7 separate regions of the Mus musculus genome follow, and all the other regions are linked to region 5. The links are chromatin loops, found by intact Hi-C in ENCODE. Cell type or tissue: heart. All regions are shown on one strand.

What was found. A loop is a pair of places that touch in the nucleus more often than their neighbours do. Peaks named below come from ENCODE experiments on the same cell type or tissue, not always from the same donor. Only the 100,000 strongest peaks of a DNase experiment are listed, where the experiment ranks them.
Region 1: it touches region 5 in a loop (10-fold over the local background); 31 of 42 quality-filtered maps call a loop at or near these places.
Region 2: a loop joins it to region 5, with 4 times the contacts of the local background. A loop is called at or near these places in 7 of 42 quality-filtered maps.
Region 3: a loop joins it to region 5, with 4 times the contacts of the local background. A loop is called at or near these places in 15 of 42 quality-filtered maps.
Region 4: a loop joins it to region 5, with 8 times the contacts of the local background. A loop is called at or near these places in 14 of 42 quality-filtered maps.
Region 6: a loop joins it to region 5, with 4 times the contacts of the local background. A loop is called at or near these places in 2 of 42 quality-filtered maps.
Region 7: it touches region 5 in a loop (4-fold over the local background); 4 of 42 quality-filtered maps call a loop at or near these places.

What each region holds. Positions count from the first base shown.
Region 1 is chr4:97,562,772-97,566,771 of GRCm38, reverse strand. No RefSeq gene overlaps it. Among named protein-coding and RNA genes, the nearest start is that of E130114P18Rik, 20 kb to the left of the region's middle. In heart, a CTCF peak has its summit at 1,810 (motif pointing left); no DNase peak of the experiment used is centred here.
Region 2 is chr4:97,621,180-97,625,179 of GRCm38, reverse strand. It overlaps a transcript of Nfia not described here. Among named protein-coding and RNA genes, the nearest start is that of E130114P18Rik, 39 kb to the right of the region's middle. In heart, a CTCF peak has its summit at 1,828; no DNase peak of the experiment used is centred here.
Region 3 is chr4:98,443,272-98,447,271 of GRCm38, reverse strand. It overlaps Patj (PATJ, crumbs cell polarity complex component), which reads right to left. Exons shown (of 44, transcript NM_172696.2): 14 at 3,465-3,521. Among named protein-coding and RNA genes, the nearest start is that of Patj, 49 kb to the right of the region's middle. In heart, a CTCF peak has its summit at 2,306 (motif pointing right); no DNase peak of the experiment used is centred here.
Region 4 is chr4:96,703,889-96,707,888 of GRCm38, reverse strand. No RefSeq gene overlaps it. Among named protein-coding and RNA genes, the nearest start is that of Cyp2j5, 42 kb to the right of the region's middle. In heart, a CTCF peak has its summit at 2,129 (motif pointing left); no DNase peak of the experiment used is centred here.
Region 5 is chr4:97,743,567-97,747,566 of GRCm38, reverse strand. It overlaps a transcript of Nfia not described here. Among named protein-coding and RNA genes, the nearest start is that of Gm38709, 32 kb to the left of the region's middle. In heart, a CTCF peak has its summit at 1,574 (motif pointing right); a DNase peak (open chromatin) is centred at 1,566; H3K4me3 peaks cover 1,042 bases; H3K27ac peaks cover 1,101 bases; H3K27me3 peaks cover 254 bases.
Region 6 is chr4:98,487,423-98,491,422 of GRCm38, reverse strand. The region is part of intron 17 of Patj (PATJ, crumbs cell polarity complex component); the gene reads right to left. Among named protein-coding and RNA genes, the nearest start is that of Gm40210, 90 kb to the left of the region's middle. In heart, CTCF peaks have their summits at 1,821 and 3,240 (motif pointing right); no DNase peak of the experiment used is centred here.
Region 7 is chr4:96,797,270-96,801,269 of GRCm38, reverse strand. No RefSeq gene overlaps it. Among named protein-coding and RNA genes, the nearest start is that of Gm34053, 12 kb to the right of the region's middle. In heart, a CTCF peak has its summit at 1,704 (motif pointing left); no DNase peak of the experiment used is centred here.

The DNA of each region.
Region 1 (4,000 bases), 180 kb after region 5:
TTACACATCTTTAGAGTGTATCTCTTGGAGACAGCAAGCGGTTGGATCTTGTTTGTTCAAAATCCATTCAGATATTCCATTTCTATGACCAGGAGCTTTGATCGATGTATTCAAAAAATTTATTATAGAGAAGAACTTAGACTATCTCTTTAGCAATTGCTTTTTGTCTGTCTTACAGTTTTTGAGGTCTTTTCTCTGCCTTTCTGTTTTGCTGTCTACTTTTGTAATGGATACTTAGCATCTTCTTGTTCTTCTCTGTCCATAATCTAAAGGTATCGTCTTTGTGTTCACCGCAGGGTTTGTGTAGCATGACTTATGTTTATAACACTGACTTTAAGATGACTTCAGCTTATTTTCAACAGTGAATGCAAGTTTTATGTTTTGTTTTATTCCTGAATTATTTTGGGAATGGGCAGACCTTGTGTGTAATCAGTAAATGTTCTGACTTTGAGCCACATCCTCAGCCCTACGTGTTGTCATTAATGTCACAAATTATAGTTTTAAAGCTGTATTCTTCATTTATGTCCAGCACCATAGATGAAATACTGTATGAGGTGAAATTTCACACTGCTATTATGGTATTTCCCTAGTCTATGCATTTACTTGACTATGCATTTCCCTTCGCCATTGAGCTTTCTACCTTCATTGCTTTCATGGGACTCTTTATCATCCTTTAAATTCAATTAAAATTATCTTTAGCATTTCTTATTTTCATTAATGTAGTGGTGATGAAACCCCTCAGCTCTTACTTATCTGGGAAGGTATTTCTGCTTTATTTCTGTGGAGACTATAGCCATATGTAGTATTCTTGATTGACACTATTTTTCTTTAGCACTTGAACATATCATTGTGTTTCCGTTTGCCCCGCAAGCTTGCAATGTGAAATCCCTTCTTATTCTTACCAGGCTGTCTTTGTATGTGACAAGTCACTTTTATTTCTGTGCCTACAAAATCCCCTATCTTTGATTGTTGACAATGTGATTGTAATTTCTCAGATGCGCTTCTTTGGTTTAATCACAGCTAGGGTCCTTTAGACATCTAGATGTCCATTTTCCCTCACAGGGTCACTTATTCACACCATCTTATTATCTGCCTCTTTTCTGTTCTCTCTCTCATCTTTGTTTATTGTTTTTAGCACTAGGAATTTATCCAAGAACCCAATAAACTCTATGGCAATCTCCCATCGCTTTCTTTCCTAACCACTCTACTTTATGATAGCCTCTCATTTCCGTAGGATTGTTTTATTCTCTTTTTGTGTTCATTTTTACTATGCTTCTGATTGGATAATGTCAATGTCTTTGTGACTGCTGATTCTATCTTGTGAATGAAGTTACTACCATTGTGAATTTTCAGTTCTATTCTGTGTTCTTTAGCTTTGAAATCACTGTTTGGTTATTTAAAAAAAAAAAAAGAGAGAGACTTGATACTGTTATTCTATTCATTATGTTCTTGTGAGTTGATTGAATGTAACATGGATATTTTGAATTCTTAATTTGGTCATTCACTTAACTCCATTACCTGAAGTTAGGCTTTGGAGATTCTTTTGTTCCTATGGTTGGGCCATGATTTCTCAGGTTTTTATGTATGCCTTGTACCTTTGTATTTGGTTGTACATTTGAAACACACCTGCCTCTATATCATTTTACTTCAACTATGTACAAGGAAAGACTTCCACAGTCATTTGAGGTCAAGATTCCAGAACCTCGTCAAATTTGTCTAGGGATACATTTTTCTATGCTTTCATGAATAAGCCCGGCAGAGTTTTGCTGGCTTAGTCTTCAGTTTGTAATCTCTTCCTCCCTCTAGTGTCTATCTGTAGTATTACAAGTTCCAACGTGCTAAACTATGTGCCTTTCCCTGAGGCCTTGGGGACCATCAGGAACCTGTGTTGGGTAAGCCAGAAACCAGTCTCTTTGAAGGTCCCTGAAGAGCTGGGATTTTTTCTTTTTTGGACACATGTCCGCTCCATTCACCCCTTCCACTCCCAGAGCCACAAGCTGGGCTCTCACTCCCTAGGTGGCAGGCTGTGCCAGTTTCTGTTTGTGGTATTACAAGTTCCCTGGCACTGACATGAGCTGCCGAGCTCACTTTTGTTCTCTGCAGCCCCTAGGCATGAACACTGTGAAGTATGTGAGAAGGAAATTAGTTCCTCGAGAGAAGAGACTTTGAATGCAAAATCTATTTTTCTCTTTGCCCTCCCCCCCGCCCCCCAAGGAAGAGACTGATAATTGGACTTTTGCACTCTGGAAAAGGAGACGTTTGATATGGAACGGCATCTTTTACTACATCTTCTCTTTATATCTACCACCTCTTTTACCCCTCCCCCTCTCTTCCACACTCCCTCCTAGTTTCCTTATTTTTTTTCCAGATCGACCAGTACTATTCAGGCTGGTCTTGAATTTGTGTTCGTCTTACCTCAGCTTCCTAAGTAGATGGGATTAAGGACGGGTCCCTGCACTTGGTTTGCCACTCTCAGCATGACTATTCTTGGCTTTGAACTTATTTCTAGGGTTCTCATGAAGGCATTTCCCACTCACATGTGTCATATTATAGTCACTCTTTCTATGAGGACAATGAGATTTGGTGCTTCTGATTCCACCATCTTGCTAATATCATCGTCCTCTGTCTCTTAAATAATGAGAAATGAAAGCATTCCCCACCCTCATGTGCGGAGACACTAAGTCTTCTTTCCCATATGCCGCCTGAGACCTTCTCCCTATCTTTATACAGTTGTATTAACAACGTATCTTATTCAACATGGTCCATCCCGGGGCTCTAGGCTTCTAGGAGCAGATGCAGTATTACATTTTACTCAAGGTCTTGTACTGGAGAACCCCATATTTCCTAAATATATTTAAAAAATAGTGGAGAACATATGGGTGTCTGTGTCTATCAGGTTCTAGTGTTGAGAGCTGTTGTATACAACTGTCCTAGTTAGCTTTAACTGTCAACTTGAAGGCTAAAATCACCTGAGAAAATGAAGTTTCAATTGAGGGATGGCAGAAGATGGGCTGGCAGAGGCATGTCTGTGGGGGGTTATCTTAATTATCAATTGATGTAGGAGAACCCAGCCCACTGTGGAGGGCACCATTCCTTAGGCCAGTGTTTCTCAACATTCCTAATGTGTTGACTTTTTATTTAATACAGTTCCTCATGTTGTGGTGACCCCCCAACTATAAAATATTTTCTTTTGCTACTTCATAACTGCAATTTTGCTACTGTTATGAGTCCTAATATAAATATCCAAGCTTTCTCATAGTCTTAGGTGACCCTTATGAAAGGATTGTTCATCCCCTAAATGGGTCATGACCCAACTGCCCTAGGCAGACAGGCTGCATAAGAAAACTAGTTAAACACAGGCGTGCCATAAAGCCAGTAAGGTGATGTTCCTCTATGGTTTTGCCTTCAAGTTCAAATTTAAAATCTGCTCTGTCTTTCCTTATTGGAGGTCTGTGACTTGGAAGTGTAAATCTCAATGACAATAACAACAACAACAATAACAACAACAACATCATCAACAACAACAACAGACAGCAGCAGTAACAACAACAAAATGCTCTTCTCTCTTAACTTGCTTTTGGTCACAGGGCTTTGTCACAGCAATGGATGCAACTAGACAAGCAACTTGGCATCTTTTCCCATGAAACTCCTTCCAGAGCTCAAAGCAAACCTTCTCTTACTGAATATATTCATACACATGTATTAAATATTTATGGGTTGTCTAATTGCAAGATCAACGATAGTCCCTGCTTCAGAATGTGGGGAACACTAGGACAATAGGAGCCCTTAGGTAAAAGCAAAAGCAGGTTAGTTCGCTTACTAAGTCTTTCCTTTACAAAAGGGTTGACTAACGTAGATTTCTGGCCAATGAAGAATTATTTTGTAGGGTGAAGAATCCTTTCATTGCTTTTTATTTCTAATTTGATATGAAATATTCATCAATTTATGTCATATACAAATGTATATGTATAAAATGTACATGTATAAAAAGCAGTTAAAA
Region 2 (4,000 bases), 120 kb after region 5:
GCTTGTACTATAAGTGGCCATGGCTGGGTTAGGATGCAGGTTTGCTAGGTCCAAATCTGAAATTCTATTACTGTTGTGAATTATTCTTCTTATTTTTATGATGAGTTTGTGACGTATCAGACACCTTCTCTGATATGAAAACTGCTGTGTTCTTTGCAAAATGCTTCATGTTTTGCTTTTCTGAAAATGCAACCTAATTAGTAGAGCAAGGTATTACAAACTTTTTTTTTTACACCTCAAAGCAGAGATTTATATTCTAGCTTCATTCTTTGTCATACCACTTGTCTCTATATGTCCTTTGGGGTCACCAAGGCTCTGCAGAATTCTGGGTCCTTTGTGGCAAAAGAGTAGCCATTGCTATATACCCTTGCTATGGGTTTTATTTTTTTCATTTTATCGTAAGTAACAGAGAACAAAGCTCAATTCACCAGAAAGTTCTGGTGCCAGGAGTCCCAGTAAGCTCCCATTTTTAATCGCTTGCACATAGTTAAGTGGAGACAGTTAAACACTTTAATGACTGAGGCAGTGGGCCCTGTGACACCTGTGAGACACTCAGTACAGTTCAGGAAGTAATGCTTCCTTTCCAGTTTACACCACCATTTAATCGAATTATTCCTTCCAGGTTAGCTTTCACATATTCCATCAAAGAAGAGATTGCTCATTTCCTTGAGAAACTCTATACGTTCCCTGTAATGCCATTTTCCCCCTCTTCTAAGTAATTCGAGATTTTGTAACCGTCTCGCCCTACTGTATTCTCTGGTTAATGTATAAACTTGGAATAAGGTTCTTGACAGAGAAGTCAAGAGGGTCTCTCACCTGAGGGATTAGCATTTACATTTCAGGGATTTGAGAGCTCAAAGGGGCCTTTCACATCACCAGCATTGAGTCTCTTGTTTTCTAGTGGAGGAAACTGAGGCCCAAACAGGGGTAGTTGGTGGCTCCTGGGTTCTTCCCATGCTCCTGCTACGTACCAGATCCAGGAAGCCTGAGCAGGTGAAGTAGGAAAAGCCCGTGCCCTCAAGGAATTTATATCCAGAGGAGAAAACAGAAACTGTAACAATAGAAAGTACTCCGTGTTTCTAACTATGCAAAAGATGCATAGTTGTTTAAAAGAGACGGTTCCCCAAGTAACAGTGCAAAGAATGAGTTATAAGATATAAAAATATTTCATATCTGCTCTAGGTGAGAAGTGGTGAAGGAACATTCTAGTTTGGAGGTAGTGAAGGGTCTCCTTAGAGCATCAGTGAGATGCCTGAACACTCCGAGTGTGAAAAATCCTGACAAAGCAGCTAAAGGGGCAGGTGGCGGCCACCTCACAAAGTTGTGGGTACTTCTGAAGAATATCTGATGTGTGTGCGTGTGTGTGTGTGTGTATGTCTGTGTTTGTGTGTGTCTGTGTGTGTGTTTGTGTCTGTCTGTCTGTTTCTCTCTCTCTCTCTCTCTCTCTCTCTCTGTGTGTGTGTGTGTGTATGTATGTATGTGTGTGTATATGTGTGTTGGTGAAAGTCTCAGTGTAACAGCACTGGATGTTCTTCCAGATGACAGGAATTTCTACTGCCAGCACGCACACAATGAATGGAACCTAGCAGTTTTCAACCTGTGGGCTGTGGTCCCTTTGGAAGTTGTGTATCAAATATCTCGCATATCAGCTATTTACATTACAGTTCATAACAGTAGCTCAATTATGCTTATGAAGCAGCAACAAAATAAATGTGTGGTTGGGGATCAGCACAACACGAGGAACTGTATTAAATGCTTACAAACCATTAGAAGGTTGAGAACCACTGCTAGAAACCAGTGTATTTGACAGCCTCCTCTGGCTCCTTCGGGTATTGCACATGTGCACAGATGGACATGCAGGCAAAACACACATACATATAAAAATAAATAATTTTAAAAATAAATCTAAATAGATCATCTGCCAGGGTCATAAGGATCCCATCCACCGTCTACAACTACTTTCCACCTTGTCTTACTCTATTCTTTTCGAGAAGGCTGCTCCACATGCTTTCCTGGACAGTGGTGTCTTTCCTCATATAGGATTTGGTCAATAGGAGGATGAGAGGAAAAAGACCCTGCTGCCCGCAGCTGTCTAGTGGAATTACCTATAGAGTAAGGACTTCCCTAGACACCTTCTCAGCCCACCTTCCCCATTTGACTCCTAGCTATGGGTGGTCATAAACTAGGGTGAGGAAACAGAATGCATGGAGGAGATGGATGAAGAGAGAGACATATGCACAGAGCCAGGCACAGCGAATGTATAAAGTCAGACCACCTGCCTCCAGCAGCCGCCACAGAAAGCAGCAGTATTGATTAGTACTAGTCTCTAAGTTTAGTCATTGACCAGGATTTGCCAGGAGACTTACAGGATCGCCTAGATTTTTGTGCAGATGCAAGAGAATGAGGCTAACCCTCGCCAAGCATGTTTATAGGCATCAGGGAAAGAAAGCACCCCAAATTCTTTTGGGGTCTTTCTCCCTTGTTAATTCTCTACTTTCATGATTTTACGATATGCTGCAAACTAAAACTCTATTGATTTACCTGTGTCATTGTTGAACTTTATTTAGACATGAAATGCTTACTGGGGACCAATTCTAATGCAACTCTTGTTCCTTTCAATGTACTTTGAAAATTGCTGCTTTTTATATTAAATGTTATATAAGTTACATAAATAAGTTAAACAAATGAATGTATTTTTCCCTTTGGAAGGACAAGAGTACAGCTTACTAGAGACAATACTATGAGATTTAGTCTACCAAAACAGTTGTAAATAAATGTTGATGGTCAAGATCAGGAAACAATAAACAAAAACACTAGAGGATATTTTGTATACCTGACATGTTATACAAGAGATAAGTCATACATTACATTCCTTTAATAAGCTTTAGAATTTCCTAGCCTGTATTGGGGTCACTTCCCAGAACCATCCGAGTAAAGTAATGAAAGGAAATCTGGGAAGAAAGAAAGTATCAGGTGAGAACTGGCCCAAAAGTGGCCTTAGAATTCATCCTTGTCCCAGTGATGGGAAGCAGACCAAGGAATTCTTACTCCCTTCATGGAGTCCCTTGGATCTCTGTCCTAAATAATCTTTTCAATAAGGACCTAAAATTTGAAGGATGTGAATGTCACTGCAGCAGCTCAGAGAGAGGATGCTCACAAAGTGCTGGCTTAAATGCATGACTCAGACTCTGCTTTTATTTCTGAGAAGAGGACAAAGGCTCTCTTTCTTCTAGTCAGCTTTGTTCTGTGCCAAAATCTCCACGGGCTTTAAGGTCATCCATTACAAAATATATGGGTAAGAGTTACAACTGTTGCTGTGAGGATAAGAAAGACGGGATCGAGGTAAGTCACGTGGCTGGTTGTGGCCATTTTGGTCATTGTTGGGCTGTTGCTTGCTTACACATAGATGATAACCTTGTGCATCTAAAGGACTGGGGTTTTCCTGAGGAATGCAGAATGTGAGAGACCCTGGAACCTTCCTAGAGATGATGAGATATAAGATAGGGATATAAGAGACCCTGCTGTTTCCTGAGGCCACTTTCAACTTGTTCTAGGCTGGAGGATCTCCCTGATCTCTTACTACCTTCCCCCATTCACTCTGTTTTAGGAACTTCCTGAATAGTACCTAGTTTTGAGTGCTCAGGGGTACACACCCTGACAAGACATTTCATAGTCAACTCTCCCGATTACCACACTTAAAAATGAAAACCTCCTCTTTCCTGAGTTTTTTTCATCTTCAACCCCATTGCTCCTTGGCAATGAGAAGAGTGCCCAGCACGGAGAAGGATCTCAATAGATACAGTGAATTAAGTCAAATATTTAAGAAGCCTCTGTTTTAATGGAATTTTCTGCAGCTACTGAACATTCTGAAATGGCTGGGCCTGAGCAGACTTTCTACTCAAATAGAGCTGCTCTTTCCGACTAGTCAGTTTGAGGTTAGGTGAAAGATGGGGCTCTCCTAGACATACTGAACGCGTTGTTATGTGTGTTCTGAATGAGT
Region 3 (4,000 bases), 700 kb before region 5:
GAGGAAAGCTGCTAACAGGGAGTGGAACCAGTCCAGGAGAAAGCAGTTTGTTGCAGTCAACAAAGAGGAAAAAGGAGTGGAGATCTGAAGACCGCTTTGGCATCAGCCATGGAGATGCAGAGTTTGGAATCTCCAGCTGGTTTCCTGTCTTGCTTTGGAGATTACAGTTAAGTGATTGGATGAATCTCAGAAGAGACCTTGAACTCTGGACTTTTAACATTGTTGCGACTGCTATAGACTATGAGGACTTTGAAAGTTGGACTAAATGCATTTTGCATTATGCTATGTTTAAGGATGACCCCCATAGACTCATGTGTTTGAACAAGTTTATGGGGGCCAGGGAGTGGAATGTGGTGGTTTGTATATTCTTGGACCAGGGAGTGGCACCATTTGAAGGTGTGGCACCATTTGGAGGTGTGACCTGGTTGGAATAGGTGTGTCACTGTGGGTGTGGGCTTAAGACCCTCATCCTAGTTGCCTGGAAGTCAGTCTTCCACTAGCAGCCTTTGGATGAAGTCGTAGAACTCTCAGCTCTGCCTTTGCCATCCCTGCCTGGATGCTGCCATGCTCCCACCTTGATGATAATGGACTGAACCTCTGAATCTGTAAGCCAGCCCCAATTAAATGTTGTTTTTTTAAAAGAAAAAAAAAAAGTTATGCTGTTTAGATCATAAGCCAGTAACTTAAAGAGAAATATCCTATGGAGTGTAATAACTTGAAAATCAGTATTAAAAAAATTGGAAATGTTAGGTGGAAAACTTAGACATCTTTTTGCCTCATACATAATAAGCAAACAAATAGGCATACTGGCTACAAATACACAAAGACACACAGGGAACAGAGAAATATCAAGAGACTAGTGCAATTCGAGGGAAAACTTTTTTCTCATTTCTTCCACTGAAAGGGCGCACTAATACAAAACAGTATCAAGTAAATAATTAAATGTCTTAAAAACAGAATATATGACGAGGAGCTTTTGAAAGATCATATTCTAAAAGTTCTGGGCACATAAACCTGTGACAGAAAACCACCTCTTATCACTGAGCTGTACTAATGCAGGCATATGCCAAATCTATGTACACTCCAGCTCCACCACCACCAAATCTTATTGTTCATATTACGTTGCAAGGAAAATTAGGCTGGTTATTTCACGTCCTAAATTGCCTCCCTAAAATGTCATCTTCTAAACCCAGAGCATGTGTGGATGAAACCTCAGTCACTCAGGAAGCACAAGCAGGAAAACAGAATTCCTCAGCAGCCTTAGCAACAGGGCAGGAACTCACCACAGTGACAACTCAGAGGTATAGGGGGTGAAGACTGTTAAATGTCCCCACCTTTACAAAGCCTTTCCTATCTAAAGTTACTAGGCATTTGTTTCTCTATCTACTTGCCTTGCCTAATAGGCTCAGGTCATGTTAAATGACTAACTTTTCTTGTTGTTCTTCCAGTAATATAACAATGTAAGGATCATTTTCTCGTTTGTTCTCATCTAGAACACATTGTATACCAGAGCACATGGCAGAGTGCATATCAGTATCTCACGAATGAACAGCTGAATGCATGGGCAGCATTTTAGAACATGGTTCTCAAGGTCTTTCCATCTTTTTATGTTATTGCCTGGATACAACTCTACTGCACAGAGGCTATGAGGGGAAGAAGGGAGAGGTGAGCTGGTAGCAGGGACCTAGGGAATGAGGGCATGATAATAGCATCTGCCTGCAGAATCACATTCTTTAAAATACACACAGGACATGCTTTGTGTCCCTCTCTGCTTGTAAGGGACTATTAGGATCCTGGCTTTATGCAGTTTGTCATGGGAACACCAAAAGGCAAGCTGTGTGATGTACTGAGCCTGGTGTGAGGCATGTTTTAAAGCCAAAGGTTCTCTAAAGATCTACAGCTATATGACAAAGGAGGTTTAAAACTAATTAGAAAAACTGTGAATAGTAACTACTGCACTTAGATGAACTATTACATGCTTTACCCCAGCTCTGAATAAAATATCTCCCAACATCTTTAGATGGATTTATTAATCAAAAACTGCTCTCAGAAAAATGACACTGTAAATAATTAACAACTGGCTATAAAGAGCAATGTTAATTTTACATTGTGAATCTGAGGAGAGCTTGGTCAGCCAGACATGGCCTCTACTAGGAATTGACTTAAAATGCAGCTAAGTTAGGAAGGAAAGAAATATTCTCCACTCTCAGCCTTGAGAATCCAACCCCATAAAACAATGACCAGCAAGACAGCTCAGCATATAAAGAAAGGGGCTTCCATAGAGGCCTAATGACAGGAGTCCAATCCTCGGCTCCCACAAGGTGGCAGGAGAGAACCAGATCTGGAAAGCTGTCCTCTAATCTCTGCACCATGATATAGGGCCTGATCATACACATACACACACACACACACCCCTAAAACAACAGCACATATGGCAAACAATTGTGGAGGCAAAATACCATACATACAAAGGAAGAAACAGTAAAACTACCTGAATTGATATTTAGCTTAAGAAAGCCACATGAGACAGATAACTCATTCTTTCAAAGACTTACTTTTATATGTGTGTGTGTGTGTGTGTGTGTGTGTGTATGCACGGGCACGCGTGTGTACCCATGGAGGCCACAGGAAGGCGAAGGTCCTCTAGAACTGAAGCTACAAACACCCAACCTGGATGTTGGGACTAGAACGCAGGTGTTCCGGAACAGCAGCACACGCTCCTACCCAGTGGTCCCACTCTCCAGCCCTGAGAGAACTCATTTTAAACACTGCCTCTGAATGGAGCGTCTTAGGTGGGCTCAGCGCTAGGGTCCATGGAGGAGTGCAGCAGTGTTTCTGAAACTCTGGGAAAAAAACATCCTTCCTTTTCTATTATTTATTGTGAAGGCCACTTAAAAGATTCTCTATTTTAATAAGTGAGGTTCTGGTTGTCTAGGATAAAACTACAAATTATTTTATAAAGAGAAGACAGAATCTGCCCAAATTACTAACTGCATGTTCTCCACAGCAATAGTGATTACATTCAGATAGATTGTAGTGATTACATTCAAATTGATTAAGTCAAGACCAACAAACTCAGGTCAACCATGTTTTCTGTCCCTGAATATCCAGACATTATGTTTTTCAAAGCCTAAAGCCCATCTCTGTTCCACACTGCAGAAAACCTTTCCCTAAAGTCTCCATACAACCCCTGAGGCGCTCACACACTCACCTGTCACCTTCATGGCTACTGTGCCAGAGTCAAACCTGGACTTTTGGCTTCCGGAAACAGCATAAGGATTCCATGTTCTTCCCAGCCTTATCTACCCACTTGTATCTGTTGTTACTGAGAGCCTTGCTCACTTCTGGAACGCGTGTATGATTCAGGTCTGAAGACTTTAGACCACGCCACTCAGCTTCTTCAGCAAGAACGTGAAGAAAGCTCAGCAACAATGAAGCAGAGCAGCACTTTCAGCCCAGCCTACCTTCGAGTATTTCTGTAGCTCCTCATCGTCTGCAATCTGAGCATCCAAAGTGGCTACCTAGAATTATAAGACGGTCATTTCCCGATTTGTATGCGTGTAATTTCATTTGCTCCTTCATATTCTGAAATTTATCAGCAAACCCAGCACACCGATGAGTAATCCGACAACCTCTACCCAGTATTTCTGAAATCCACAAGTAGCACGTAGCAACACATTTGTGTTTCTGTATTTGCTACACTAATCTCCTCATCCTACATCATCCACAAGTGAAACTGAATGTGATATGTTACTGGTGTCTTGTTCTCCTTCTACATGGGCTGTTATTTCACTAACAGATAGAGGTCAACAATGAAGTACTTTTCCTTGCATGGAATTTGTTTCCTTGGATTGTCTACCAATAAAACTCAGGGTCCTATTTAAACTCCTCACACACAATCATCTTTTGGTATTGAGGTGTTGCTCAAGCTTTCATAAAGGTATACTATGCACTGAAACCAGTTCTCACTTACTTATGACACTAGTACAAGAAAAATGGT
Region 4 (4,000 bases), 1.0 Mb after region 5:
GAGAGGCCCATATGGCAGATGAAAAGACTGAGGATTTGACTAACATCACACAATTTACATGTGAGAGAACCAGGACTATTTTCCAAACACAGACTCTTTTCAGAACACCAACTCTTCAAGTGTGTTTCAAATGGAGACACTGACCAAGAAATTGTGATTTTTGTGTCTTCCAATAACTGTAGTATGTAATGGTAGAAGATTACCATGTGAAGTAGGTATACCTATTTATAAAGTCCTGACATTGCCCTGGAGCTAGATAGGGGACGATAATCACATCTGGGTGAGATCATAGTATTAGTAGAATCTGATTTAGAAAAAGAAACTTTGAAAATTGGACTTAAGTTGTAGATTTCCAATATACTATCTCGATGATAAAGGCAAATTACTTCACTGTCTGAGATCTACTTCAATAGGAGTAAGAAATTTGGAAAAAGCGATCCTAAGATCTGGGAAGGCTCACTGCTATAATACTAGCCTGACAAGCAAATTGTATCCACTAGGGCAATAATGTCATGACTATTATAAAGATAATATATTAACTGATTAAATTTGAGGCTTGTTCCACAGCAGGGAGCTCATGGCCAGTACAGCTAGAGGCATTTCAGAGGAGTCTAGTATTGTCATTTTCTAAGTGGTAATGTCATTAAATTACTTTCTAAATATTTATGTTTGTAAGCACAGATGTGTGTTTTTCTTAGTGTTGGTGAGAAAAACTTCTTTCTTCTTCTTTTCTTTTTCTTTTCCTTTCTTCTTCTTCTTCTTCTTCTTCTTCTTCTTCTTCTTCTTCTTCTTCTTCTTCTTCTTCTTCTTCTTCTTCTTCTTCTTCTTCTTCTTCTTCTTCTTCTTCTTCTTCTTCTCCTTCCAGTAAGAAACAAACGATGCTGAGATGCCCTATTCTGAAAATAGAAGATTAGGAGGGCTCATCCATAAATGGGATATTTGTATTAACATTTCCTGACCCGACCTCAAGGAACATCACAGAAAAGAAGTGCAATGAAATGTAATCTTTTAGACACAACAGGATGTTTTAATGAAATCAATAGCTGTTGTTATATTTCTGACTCAGTGACCAAAGCTCAAGAAGAGGTGAGATTAGGGTGGTGTCTGAACCTCATGACCTCTCATAGCAAAATTTAGTATAGAGGAAGGCTATAGGGTACAACAGAATATTTGATAGTACTAGTCTTAGAGACAGAAGACTGGGGCTTGGGTCAAACTTACCATGCCCTCTATGTTACTCATCAGTGGTTAAGAGCATACAACCATAAGATCTTACATACTAGAAATAAAATGTCTGTAGAATACTTAAACAACTAAAGACCCAAAACAAGTTGTCTATTCTTTCAGTCTAAAGAGTTCTGTACTTTCCTTTTCTCTCTAAGTCCTTTCCTTTCTATTCCCTCCTCCTTCTCTTCCCCCCCAACTCATGTGTGTGTGTGTGTGTGTGTGTGTGTGTGTGTGTGTGTGTGCGTACGTGCATGTGTGTGTGTGAGACAATAGAAGGAAAAAGTACTTACCACATATTAACTGTTTGCAACATGAAATGGGATCGAATGTTTATGTAATAAAATGTTATTCATAATTAAGAGCTAAGACTTTGGAGTCAAAGGTCTTCTATTCAAATCCCATCTCTACTCATTCCTTTGAGACCTTAGAGAAGTCATTTAATATCCCTGAGCCTCAGGTTCCTCATCCCCAGAAAGGACACAGTAATATTACCTCGTTAATATCACCAGAATTGTAACCCATACTCTTGCCCTTACATTTACTCTAAACCCCAACCCCAACCCCAACCCTATCCCCAACTTCTACACTAACCTCTACACTTACCTGATCCCTAACCCTAATTGTAACCCTTATACTCACACTTACCCTTACATTATCCTTCAAACTGTTGTGAGAATTAAATACATTAAAATTCATAACATACATATAAACCAGTGTCTTTCTCAAGGTGAATCTTGCCTGTTGTACTTGTTCTTGTTGTAACTAACTAAGTGTTGCTTTTCCAGTTTTCCTAGTGATGTAAACCAAATTCACTTTGCCAAGATAAGGCCAAGGACACTGTTTTGGTTGCCTTCCTGCCAAATTTGAATTTAAGAACTAGGAGCTAAGAGCTCCCTCTGCTGCCCAGAACTGAAACAGCACTACCACCTCTGACAGCTTTATTAATATTCTGTCCTTCATGCCCTGCCAGTCTTGCCTCCTGAAAATGTGCTTTCTAGACTGATGAAATTGCTCTGATGTACTAAGATCATCAGCGATGCATTTTTCTAAGCAGCTGACTCATGGTTTTTTTTTTTTTTTCAATCAAAAAGAACTATCCTTCTAGACTGGAGTTAGAATTTAAATAGCTGCCTTTACTTTGCTCATGTCAGGAAGGCTCAGGAGGCTCACTAACAAAGAGAGTCCTCTTTGAATCTGGCAAGAAGCTAGGGCTGGAATACTAGAACAGAGTGTTCCCATCTACAAATCATTTCCACTCTGTAATGTGTAATGAAGCTTTTCAAGGTGAAAGCTTTGGTCTTGGAGTCTGAAGAGAAGGCGTAAGGAGGAAAGGGAGAATAGAGGACAGACAGAGAATGGAGAGCTTCATCTGTGTCTAGGACTCCCTTTAGGAAGTACTTCTCAGGTTCAGGAGTATGCAAACAGCCTTTCAAATGAGCAAAGGGGCTCCATTTCCTGAGAAAGGAAGAAGAGTTCACTGAAAGCCTGCGATGCCAGAGTACAGGGATGCAGGGGGATACAGGGTAAGTGCTCAGGTTCCTCACCCTGAGTTATATAGTCATTGTACATTTGAAGACAGAGGGGAGCGAGGAGTTGAGTATACCCATGCATAGAAGTGATAAATGGTCAAGGTAATGGAAATAACAATATCTCTTGATTCAATCACTATACAATTATGAGGATACATTTATAAAATTGCATCGCACACACAATTGTGTTCTCTAATAAGTCCTAAAATCAGTTTTGACTACCGTGTCAGACGTCTTGTAAGTAACTCCTTTTTCTAGCCTCACAACATAGTGAGGTAACGTCTCCATGCCTAGATATGGAAGGAATGAGTGAGATTTCAAAATGTAAAAGATGGTGGCTAAAACTCAAGCCTCTTACCACACTATCTCCAAAGACTGAGATTTCATTTGGGGGAAATGATGGCCTGAAGTGGCAGGGAGAAAATCAGAAGTGTTCTGAAGAATAGGGGACCCCCTAAACACATTGTTGCCATGGAGGCTGGCAAGGATCACTGGTGGCCCATCTTTCCTCTCCTTTTCAGGAGGAAACACTTGGTCTGGGTAATATTGGGCTCCCTAGAACATGAAAACCCTTCACAATGATGCAGTCTACTGGAAAATTCTAACACACATTTAAGAAGAAAATAGTTCTACACAGATTTTCCTAGTGTACAGAAGAGGACCACATAAAGTTTTCACAAATACCAAAAGCAACACATTACAAAGAAATTTGCATGCTAATGTTATGACTAAACACTTAAAATTCTTTACAAAATATTATCAAATCAAATCCAAAAATGTGTAATACCAAGTGAGACTATGCCAGGCTACAAGGCTGGTTCAATCTCATAAGCAAACCATGCTAATAAACAAATGAAAAGAAGTCACCACACAAACATAAATTGTGGAGTGTAATGTTAGCATTCTTCTCATGAGAGGATAAAGGACCTGATATGGTCAGGGTCATAAATTAAAAATAATCTTGACTCCATCTCTTTGGATCACAGAACTATATGGAATGCTATTCTTGTGGAAAGCCAAAGAAGTTATGATACTTATGTTCTTATTCCACCCTAGTCATTTGTTACCTTGGTTACAATCATCAAAGTGATAACTTTTTAACTCTTAGTTGTGATTATCGTAAAGTATCACCAAAATCTGTCTCTCTCTCCTCTGTCACTCTCTCTTTCTCTCTTTTTTTTCTGCTTCAGGTAAATTTTTATTGGTTTCATCCCTGGAAAAATCTGATACCTTCCATTAAACAT
Region 5 (4,000 bases):
CCTAGACCTCTGCACCCAAGAAGTCTAGGGATCTTGGCAACAACTTTGAAATCATCTAAATAAAAAATGATGGTTATAATAATTCTAAAAGCACTAGTGGTCAAGTTCATTGCTTGTTGGAACTCATAAGAGGCATACACAGAATTTAGACAGACCAGACTAGCTCCAAACTATTCATCCCACTTTATCTAATGGTTTTTTCAGCCCCTCCCCCAGCCTTCTCAGTCTGGGCTTGATTTTTCTTTATACAACCTTCTTCCCACAGAGGCTTCTTTTTCTTGGCACCTCAAACTTCATTTGTATTGCAAGTCTTGTCCACACAGAGACCTTCTGAGATAACAGCTACTTCCTTGGTCTCATCTTATTTGTATCCATCTATTTGGATACCATATTCATTTCATCCCTAGTTTTGAGCTTACCTCTTAGCTTGTGTTTTTTTTTTTTTTTTCTATTCTTTACTGTAATAATGGGGTCTGGTTCAGTGCAATACATAAGCTTGCTGTTTCTTCTTCTTCTTCTTCTTCTTCTTCTTCTTCTTCTTCTTCTTCTTCTTCTTCTTCTTCTTCTTCTTCTTCTTCTTCTTCTTCAAAAAAAAAAAAAAAAAAAAAATGCCGGTTGCCTGTAAGGCATCCAGACTCACCCTCCTCAACCCTCTCCCCGAGGTAAAGCTAGTGCAGAAAATGAGCAGAAGAGTCCAGGTTTCTTTTCTTGGTCCCTTTTCAGTCAGATGCTGCTCCAAACATAAAAGGTGAAAGACTGGGGGGACAGCAAGATTGTCCAAAGAAAAGTCTCAAGTGTGATTTTATCAACTCCATAAATCCAACTGCTTGCCATGAACCTGTTGACCTTTTGGAATGAACTAAGCTCTTGGACTGGCATCCAGACTGAGATAGTGGAAACATTCCTATCTGGGGCTGAGGGTAAAACTGAGGAGACAGCTATGGTGCCAAGTGTGTGTGTGTGTGTGTGTGTGTGGGGGGGGGGGGGGGTTGGGTTGGGCAGGTTCCGAGGAAGACAATTTCCTGGGAACTCCAGTGCTATGCTTCCCAAGAGTGACAATGTCCACCGTGCAGAGGAAGCTCCAGCTGGTTAGTCAGTGGCATATTACTATGGCAGCACGTGGGGGGAGGTGCCGGGGGAGTATCCTAGGCTAGGTGCCGGTCTTTGAGTCTGTTAGCCTTTCTGGGGTGATTTGGCCAGTGAGCTTTTCAAGAGTACTAACCTATAAACGTGGTTCTAGCCTGGGGAGCTGGGCGTCGCTCTACATCCCCTCACCTCTCCTTGTGCCCTTTGCGGGGAAGGTGGTATGTCCACTCAGACTCGCACCCGCTTTCATCTGCAGCCTGCCGATTTTGCAGGGCATCTTACGGGGGGCTTGGGACCCTGGTCCAGTAAGGAGGGCCCGGGAGGAGTCACCCGTGCCCCAGACTTTCTGTACAGCGGGGTGGCGCACTCAGCGCGCGCGTTGGAAAGGTTCATTTTAAGAGTTTCAGGGCCTCGGTTTGGTGATCCGATCGGGTGACAACTTTCATCCCAGAGCCTCTCTTGTGACCCGGCGGCCTCAAGCGGACACCAGAGGGCGCCGCTTTAATGTGCTTCAGCCCGGGATCCTCGAAGGGGGCGCAGAAGTAGAGTCGGGCTAGGGATCCAGTTCTCTGTAACCTGATGGGCGCGATCCGATAATCTGCGGGACCCCTCTGGGAGCATCCTTTTTGTTTTTCCGCCTTGGGCGCGTAAAGCGGGGTGTAGGGCACCCCGAGGCCAGGTCCCCTGTTCCCACTTTGCAAGATCAACTACAGGAGCTCATACCGGGTCTTTTCACTACCTGAGGGTTCCTTGCAGAGCTGTCAGGGTGAGAAAGGAGGAGAGGTCCCTGACTGAAGCCTCGCCCCCTCTAACTGCTAAGGAACATGCCTGCAGGCGTTGAACCGAGAGCGACTAATTAATTTCCCAGCACTTGTGCAGAATACTTTAGAATGGAAAAAATGAAGGTTTTCGATGAAAATGAAGCTTGATGGTGTGCACCTGCCACTAATGCACGATGCACCGTAACTTCCCTCATTAGAGAGATGGCTTGGGTTGAGAACAAGTCATATAGTGAAAATCACTTCAACACGTGCCTGTTCATATGCATAAACTCCTGTGTACCAGATGGCAAAATATAATGACATCTTAAACAGCTAATTGCATAAACCTTGTAATGCAGATAATTGCTGTACCAAAGTAGGAGTTAATAATTTCCCACTGTATTGCCTGGCTTCAGAGTAATCCTTAAGGAAAGTTGTGACAATTCTAACACACTAAAGTTCACCAAGCGGTAATTAAAACTAGCACTTATATCATTTGACTTTCAAACCCTTAATTATGTTTTGGAAGAACTGCTATGTGGAAACCCAGAAGTTGTAGATGATTATAACATTTGATGCCTGTGATTCGTCCGTTTTCCTTTGCAGGTCTCATGTGGCATAAGATTAGAGAAGCCATTGGGGATATGTTATATTCTCCAAAATGATTCCCAGAGTGGAAGGCCTGCATTTTGGTGCGTGATTGGTTAATTCCCACCCCCAGTAGATCTGTGGATTATTGCCAATGTGTACTTATTCAAGGGGCCACTTCAATGATAACTTTACCGTTACATTACATTTACATTAAACATTACAGCCTTACCATGTGACTGACACCTTTAAAAACACTTTGCAGGTATCTCATCTAATCCTCGACACAACTATCACAAATGTACCCTGACTACTGTCCTTCTTCGATGAGGGAACCCAGATAAGGACTAGTAAATTATTTCCTCAAAGTCACTGATCTGAAGACACCACAAACCACAGAATCCACACTGTTTACCATTATTTTTAACGGTCCCATTATTTACAATAGGACCTGAGCATTTCAACATTCCCATTTTATTTTCTAATAGTATTTAGAAATAAAATTCGTATGTAATAATTGAATTATTAATGCAACTTGGCAGGTAAATATCTTTGTTGAATTTAATTTCTCATCTATTTCCATGATACTTCCCCATGGAAAATAATCTGTGGTTTATACAAAGTGGTTGTCCATTAGTAAACAACCAAGAAGAGCACACCCATAGAACTAGATTTTCATTTTCCTAAAACATAGTTTAAAAGATAGATATACCTTAGTGTTTTTATCTCTCCATTTGACAAAGAATAAAATTAGCTTATGGTATATTAAAAAAGCACATACAATAACACACCCAGAACACAATGCTCCGTACAAGACACACACAGTGTTGTCTTTTCTCTCTTTATGTTGATATTATAGATTTTCTCTTTTTGTCGTTTTGAGCAGATAAGATGAGGGATGCCAGCTGTCTCCTCAGCATGCAGCCACCCTTGGAGACTCCCTTCTGTGAGTTATGTGCCCATCTCCTCCACAGTTGCTCCTACATTAAGTCCTTAATTTAGAGGGAGGAATTTCAGCTTTGAGGTCAGGAGCTCAGCACGCTTATTCTTTTTCCACTATGACTTTGCAGAGTGACCTTGGATAAGACACTCGATGGCCATGAAATTCAGCTTCTTTACCCAAAACACAAAAGCCCTGGCTTGTCACACATGTCCCTCCTAGTTCCGTCCTTCTGGGATGTTATGCAGCTGTTTCTCATCTAACTTTTTTTATTTTAAAATGGGAATAAGACTACTAGGTTGCACTCTCAGTAATACAAGGAAGAATCTGAGATGTTTGGCTCAACCAGAAAAATGTCTGTAGGGAAAAGACTTAATTTAGGAAGCATTTCTTTGATAGCTGTTATTTTCTGGTGTAGCACTCAAGGAATAAAGGGAAATGTGACATAATCCTTGACATCAGCAGTTTCTGATATAGCTAGTGACAGGCAGAGGAGTATAACTATGCAGTGGCACGATGGCGGCCATGATACGTAGCATATTATGAAGTAGAAACATGTTATTTACATGGTGGGGCAATTTCATGGCAGAGGTGACACCTGAGCTGCATTTTGAAGGACAAGTCA
Region 6 (4,000 bases), 740 kb before region 5:
AGACGCTTAAATCAATGAAAACATCATTCTATATATCTTATAATATCAGCTTACATCATGGTAAAGACATAAACATAACAGTTTCAACTGTGGTCTAAATGCTCAATACATATAAATTTATTCTTTAAACTTTCAGTGACTGGCCACAAGAGATCTGAGAACAGTTAGGCAAGATTCTCTGACACTCTCAACCTTAGTTACACTGTAGAACAAAGACATGGCTATTGGCCCATATGCAGACTCTAAGGGCAGCATAAAATAGAAACAACACTCCATCATTCAAATGCAGCATTCTTCTAGGAAACCACTTAAGGTCAGGAAGGAGAAAGAGAGAGAGAATATTTTAAAAGTGTATTTAGGAGCTGAAACGATAATTCACTAAGAGCACTTACCCCCAAATCATAGGAACCAGAGTTTGAATGTTGACACAGTCACCTATAATCCTACCTCCAAGTGGGACAGACATGAGAGGATGCTGGGGTTTGCTGGCTTCCATTCTACTGGAGAAAGGCCAGCCCAAGAGTCAAGGAGAGATCCTGCCTCGAAGGAAAAGGCAGAGTAATAGAGGAGGGCACCTGGCACCCTCTTCTGGCCTCTGCAGTGTATGCAGGTACATGAACCTTACCGCTGCACCATACACAGACTCATATAGACACAGACATGGACAGACAGACAGACACCACACACACACACACACACACACACACACACACACACACACACACAAGAATAAGTGTTGCATGGTAAAGTGACTGCCTGGCATGAGAGCATCAGCAACACACATACAGGTATGCGCTTACAGTGCATTTTTTAAAATATCTGAAAATATGACAGACTTTGGGGCCTAGGTCAGAAAGATTCCAATATAAATGGATTCATGAGCAAGCCAATATGCAGACCTCTCATCAGTGGGAGGACCCTGTGTTCTCTGATGTGAGTACAGAAGATAACAGACATATTGATGCAGAAAAACCTGGAACTCAAGAGTAATTCTCCTAATTCAGTTTACTGAGCACTATGATTAGAGGTGTGAGCCACAATACCAAGCCTACTGTCTGAATTTCAGATGACAGAAAGTGATGCTGAGAGAATTAAGGAACCTGGACACCACTAGCCACTGGTTAAGGATAGAGCCGAGCTTCCACAGGATAGCTGTCAGGAAGAACTCTGAATGAGGGAAAGGTACCCTGCTGCAAATATCCTAGAGCCCAGTACAGCTCTGCCTGATGCTGGGATAGATAGGAATACAATGCAGCACTGTTCTAAGCCTTCCTTCCTCATCAACCAGCCACACACAGCACATCTGCGGCCACTGCTTCTGTGTTGCATGGGCCACTCTACACAGGCCACCGGAGTAGACAGGGTTCTGCTGAGCTTGCTTCTATCCAAGTCTTCCGAGAGAAGAGGGAGAAACAAACTGCAGGATTTACTGTCACACTTTGGAATTAGCAATGCAAGGATGTGCCAAGATGCAGGCTATATCTGTGAGAAGCACTGGTGGCTCGTTTGAAGATTTCTGGCTTTGCTTTCCACACCTCGGTGCATTCTTTTCAAAGCACTGCACAGAATTATAGCAAAATATACACACCAACATCAACACAGCCTACAACTGCCTTTGAACAACACTCTCAAATACAATTCTTGCTTTTCCTTCTCAACTGACCTCAACTGTTTCCCAAGTGACTAGGCCCTTGTTAACTGTCTAGCATAATCTGATATTTAACAAGATATTTAATATGTAGCAAGAGAATTAAAAAAAAGGACCTTACTAATAAGGTATGTAGTGTTAAGCTATAATTACACTGTTATTTTCAAGTAGAGGGAGCTATTGTACAGGAAGAGAGATGCAGGGCTTAGCAATCCGGTGTTTTTGCAAAGGCAATCACAGCAGCCATATGGAAGAGCTGTCCACTTTGTCACTGACAACCATGAATCACAACATGCTTTCATTTTGAAATATGAAACCATTACATTTTAAGTTTAGCACACTAATAAATAAGCTATACAATTATGTCCTTCATTTAGGATGTCAGTTTTTGATAAAAGGCTTTTTTATTGGGACAAGAGGGAAACTGCATGAAATACATGGAAGGGAGGAAGGAATGGCTTCCCATTAGTGATCACCAAACATTACCAGAAAGGCTAAAAAGAAAATCCACCAAAAGTAAATGATTTTTCTAAGCTTGCTGTGGATACTTGCACAGCAGTATGAGCGCGTTCTAAGTGAAGCTGACAAACAAGTATTAGGAAGAGCATCACTATAAGAGAAATAATGAAAATAGTTCTGCTGTGGAAAGATAATGAATTTCATTTATTACAGAAAAGTCAAGTGAGGCATTGTGTACAGGGAGCAGAGTCTCCTTCAGAATGCAAACTAGTGTTAGGGGCACTTGCTTACTAAAACCATTCAGGCTTGGTGTCCTAGTCAAATAATTGGACCACTTTTTCCTGGAGGACAGCACCCAAAGATTGCTTCTTTGTGGCTTATAGAAAGAAAACTGAAGCATTCTGTCTGTCTGTCTGTCTGTCTGTCTCTCACACACACACTAATACACACACACTCATACACACACTCACACACACACTCATACATACACACACTCACACTCATACACACACACTCACTCACACTCTCTCTCTCTCTCTCTCTCTCTCTCTCTCACACACACACACACACACACACACACACACACACACACACACACACACACGAAGCTTCCTATCACTTCCTAGCCACTGTCCTGAGGATGATGCTCCTGACTGTACATACGATTTCCCACATCCCATTATGAGCAAGTGGTTTCTGCAATCAGCAATCAATCATGCAACTGCTCTTGCCTACCAGGGTGGCTGCTTTGTGACTCTTTGCTACACGTAAAGTCCTCAGACATCATCTTTAGAAATGCTGCTTCTCACTAGAAATGTCCACTTTTTGGAAATAGTCTATAATATCATAAACATGGTCTATCAAACAAGATGGTAAAGATATTTCTCAAGATTGCCACTGTGCACTTGCACTTGTGTGTGTGTGCGCGCGTGTGTTACACAGGCACCACCATCTGAGGACAACCTGCTGGAGTCAGAGCTCTCCTACTCGGGTTACCATGTTTAGCAGCAAGTGCTTTTACCCTCAGATCCATCTTGACAGTCACTATCATAATTTTTCAATTTCTCATGTTTCCCCTTTTGATGAAGACAACTGCAAGATGCTGCCTTAGAGTGACCCTCCAACAGAGGGCACCAAAATGGCCAATCACAGAGCATAAGAAACACTTGCTAGTTGCCTTAGGAAGGAAAGTCCTGTTTATTCAAAAGCTTTGCGTGCTATTACACCTTCTACAGTGTGTGTCCCAGGTTTGTTTTAACTCAACCATTTATGAAATGGATGTTTCATGAGAGTGTGAAGTTCTTTAAAAGGACAAAACTCCTCAAATCAACTAAGAACAGCAAATGTTCAGGGCACACTGCCCAGAGGCCAGGAGAGCAGTGTGTTTCCCACACTCATCACTCAGCTGTGGAGCACTGGCCAGCTAGCTCTGTCTCACAAGCCAGTCAAGACACCTGATCAAAGAAAGGGCATCTAGGACATTTTTGAACTCTTGAGGTGATGCTAAAATTTGATATTTATTGTGAATATTGGGTTCTGCAATTTTTAGGGAGATCCAACCTAACAAGGAGACCCCTTTCTCCCTGGCACAGTCTTGCCCTCTTGCCCTCTCACAATGAGGTGGATATTTTACAAGTCAAACTCTTATCCTTCCATGTCTTCTATCAGCTCCTCCTCTGCCAGCCCACTGCCTTGTTTAGCCTCACACTGCTTCCTGCCTGGATTCATGTTACAATCTGGCACCATGTTTACAGTCTCTAATCTCAACCCCTTCAGTCCACTTTCTACAGAGATAATAGGAACTTTAAGAAAATGAAGATAAAAATGGACCTAAGAACCAGAGGTCAGGAAGAGACACACTGAACCAAGGTGTTCTGCACCCATGAATTCACA
Region 7 (4,000 bases), 950 kb after region 5:
CTAGACAAGGCATTATGGTAACATGCAGGAGGCTCCATTCAACCTAGACTCAACAAACTTTTGCCAGGTTGAGAAGTCAGAGGACCACATAAAAACAACAGATCAATCGAAGGTAAAAGACAAGCCTGGGCCAAATCTAGGGAACTGACTGCAGGGCACAAAATCCTCAGCTGCTAGGATAATGTAAGTAGCCCCCATGTGCTGAAGGTACGAATGGAACACAAGCAGCTCACACAGTGTGGATAGAGCTTTCTCTGAAGCATAGTCTTTTTCGAAGATGACCACTGTGCACAAGCCCAAAATAAGAGCAGAGCAGGCTTGGCCACTCACCAGCTCCAGAGGCAGTGAGTGGTGAATGGGTCCAAATGAATAGATTCCACAGCCGAACACCGTTTAGTGGGAAGTCTGACTTCACCAGCTGGCAGCCCACTCAACAGTGGTATATATTTCTTGGCAGGTCACTGAATCCCCAGGTCTCTGTCGCAGCGTTGATGTGTTGGGGCAGTCATAAACCAACACAGTCTTCTTCTTTTTTCTTTTCTTCTTAATTTTTAATTGCCTAAGACATAGTTTCATCATGCTACTTTCATAGATGGACATTATATCCTTTGTTCATACCCTTCTCATTACCTCTTCCCTTCCACCGGTATCCTTCCATTTCCCATGTGGTCTCTTTTCTTCTTTCATGTCAGTTTTCTTGTTTGTTTTGTTTTGTTTTGTTTTGTTTTGTTTTGTTTTGTTTTGTTTTGTTTTTGAGACAGGGTTTCTCTGTGTAGCCCTGACTGTCCTGGAACTCACTTTGTAGACCAGGCTGGCCTCGAACTCAGAAATCCACCTGCCTCTGCCTCCCGAGTGCTGGGATTAAAGGCGTGGCCACCAAGCCCGGCCCTCCTTTTTTTTTTTTTAATTTAGATTCTGCATATGAAAGAAAATATGATGCCTGCCTGTCTGTGTCAGGCTTATTTCATTTAACACAATGATCACTAGTTTGATCCATTTGTGTGGAAATAAGGTGGTTTCATTCTTTTTTTTCATAGCTGAATAAAACTCCATTGTGTACATACTGCACATTTGTCTAGTCTTCTTTCGAACAAGAACACATGACTAAGGTTTTGAGGAAAGCTTGCTTTGCTGACACCCTTTGCCATGTGATTTTAAGTGTTTATCATCAAGGCTGATTTTATCATCAGGCAATAACTATTTATGAAAGAAAATCCACTGCATAATGATACCCTGTGGAAATAGAAATTGGAGCTTACTTACAAAAATCAAGTAGCAAACGATTTAGCTCTTGGTTTACTCCAGCCTGGGCTGTGCTTTGCATGTGAAATGAGCTCAGTTTTGAATGTGGCAGATTCTTCTTGTTTGGGTCGTGTTTCTAATCGAGGCACATATATTTTCCCTCGATTGCAGGAAAACAAATTGGCAGTGGCATATTGCTTTGATATTTCAACCATTTGCTAGATTTCCACCCCTCCAAAATATCTTAAACGGAAGCATGAAACATGAGTAAGCCAAACCAGAGAGCTCAGTATTTATGAGCCTATTTGAGCCTTATAAAGATTTGATCAGAAAATATGCCTATTGATACACGATAATGTTTTACAACTGCAGTTGTCTTGGTCTATAAAATGTATTACAGTTCTGAAGGGGTTTCTACTTTGTCTGCAGACATTTCTGCTTTACTGCCACCAAGTGGTCTAGATTAGAATTGGCAGCATCGTTGCTGCTGGTTTAAGCAGAGGGTGTTTTGATTTTTAATTGTAAGAAGCAAAACCCTATTCACAAAATCTGGCTATGCAGGTGAGAGGAATTAAGAAGGAGAGCTAAGCCAATGTGAGGACACCAAGTACATTCTCATCCATTATGACTGCTGCTCTTTAAGAAAAGAGTGTTTAAACTGAGATACTCCAGGAACGTGAGCACACAATGAGAATGTGTCTATGTGTAGGATGCAGAATGAAAAATCAAATCCATACCTTGAATTTTGACTTCAAGATTCAAAAACTGAAACAAAAATTTTTGTTTATGCCACATGGTTTGTGGAACATTGCTAGGGCATCCCTGTTAATATAATATAAACAAATGTTAAATGGTACATGAAATGTGTATTTGGAATTAAGCACCTGATATCTTATTAAAGAGTTTGTGATGTGATGTTATCTGAATCTCCAATGCAAAGAGACAAAACTTGGAGGAAAATGAAAACTAAATGCTCCATCTAGGTGTCTATATTCATTCATGGACATATATTAATATTTATATGTAATATATCAAATATTCATACCTATATGTATGCATATGTATACATAAGGAAATATACAAGAATACTTATATGCAGTAATATACACAATGCACTTAGACTGAAGCCAAGTCGAGTTCAAATTTAGGCTCTGCAATGTACCAACAGGATAGCCTAGGTAAGATCCCCATTTTTCCAAGATCACTTGACTTAAGTTTATGATAAAATAGAAAATAATCAATTATGACAGTCAATGAAGCCATATACAATGCATTAAAGGGGCAACAGTTTTTGTCTTTAGCCTATACTTGTTTGTCACATTGTGGAGAAAAACTGTCCCACTCTCATATCCTTTTCTACCCACGGCATAGTCATAGTCCCCCAGCGGGAGAGAGCACTTAATGCTTATAAGGATATGTGGTATGATAAGGATATGTGGCATTGACTGTCCATATAAGAGAATCTACAATCACATTACAGATAAACTGATGGACATTTCTATGAGGGAGTTTCTAGTGTCAGCTATTTGAGATGAGAGGCTAGACATCTGCACTGAATAACAAGGCAAAACACCACTATGACCTGCATTCACATCTCTTTCCAGGCTGCTGATGAAATGGGGCCATCTGCCTCAACTCTTGTGGCCATGACACTATGTGTATCATAGAAGATACTATCCTCAAACTGATAGCCAAAATAAAACCTTTCTTCTTCCCTTAAGTTGCTTCAGTTTGGCTTTTTTTTTTTCACAGTAACATGAAAAGTAATATCCATATTGAACACATATCTGACCTTGTCTGGACGAGGGGACAATGGCACAATCTTAAAGAAAACACCTACCTTTGGTATTTTATTCTGCAAATTCTTGCTTCTCTGAGCTAAGAAGCTGTTCACTAAAACCAAATCTCAAAGAAGTCTGTTCTTTAGACTTGACCATACCCCTGGCATGAACTCAGTTTTAGGAAGATCAGAAATGTGATCTTTATTATTTATTGAGCAGGGACCAAGACATTGGTGGTATTAAAGAGCAAAGTCCAATCACTCAAGTGAATACAGAAATTATCTTAGGGAGTCTGATTGTCCTAGCAAGAATAATAGGGTTGTTAAGTGGGTCTCCTGCCTGGGAGATGCCAAGGGCACTAAGCACCAAAGAAAAAGAAACACTCAGTCACATGTGCTGGGCACACAAATAGAAAAGGTCTGTTATGCAGAAGCTACATGAGTCCCCATAGAAACATTGGCCCTCAGCCAACACAGCAATACTCAGTGAGAGTCCTTTGATCAGTATTTGAAATACTACAACAAATGCTTCACACTTCTGCATGCTAGTTCCTAGGTGCTAGGAATTCTAAATGGCCTGCAGTCCTCTGGACAGTCCATTAAAATGAAGAATGCCAGTACTGTCTTAACGGAAATAAAAAGGACTCACCCAGACAACAGAGACAACTATGCATCTTTATTTCCTTCTTTACCCAGTTTCTGAGGGCTTTCTTAGCAGAACCTTAATGAGAATTGATGCATCTGATAGTAAAGACATTTCATCTTATATATCCCAAAATATCCCACTGTGTATCTGGCTCATTCTCACCAAGATATCACTTCTCTAATTTTGTAGATTTTATTTTTCTCTCTTGAGAATATCAAGAAAAAAATCTTGAGGATAGTACTGTCTTGCCAGTCTCAGATGAGCAGGCTATCAAGGAGAATATTAGTTACCTCTTAAGGATGCTGTTGTCCAAAGAGCTTAAAGTACATCTC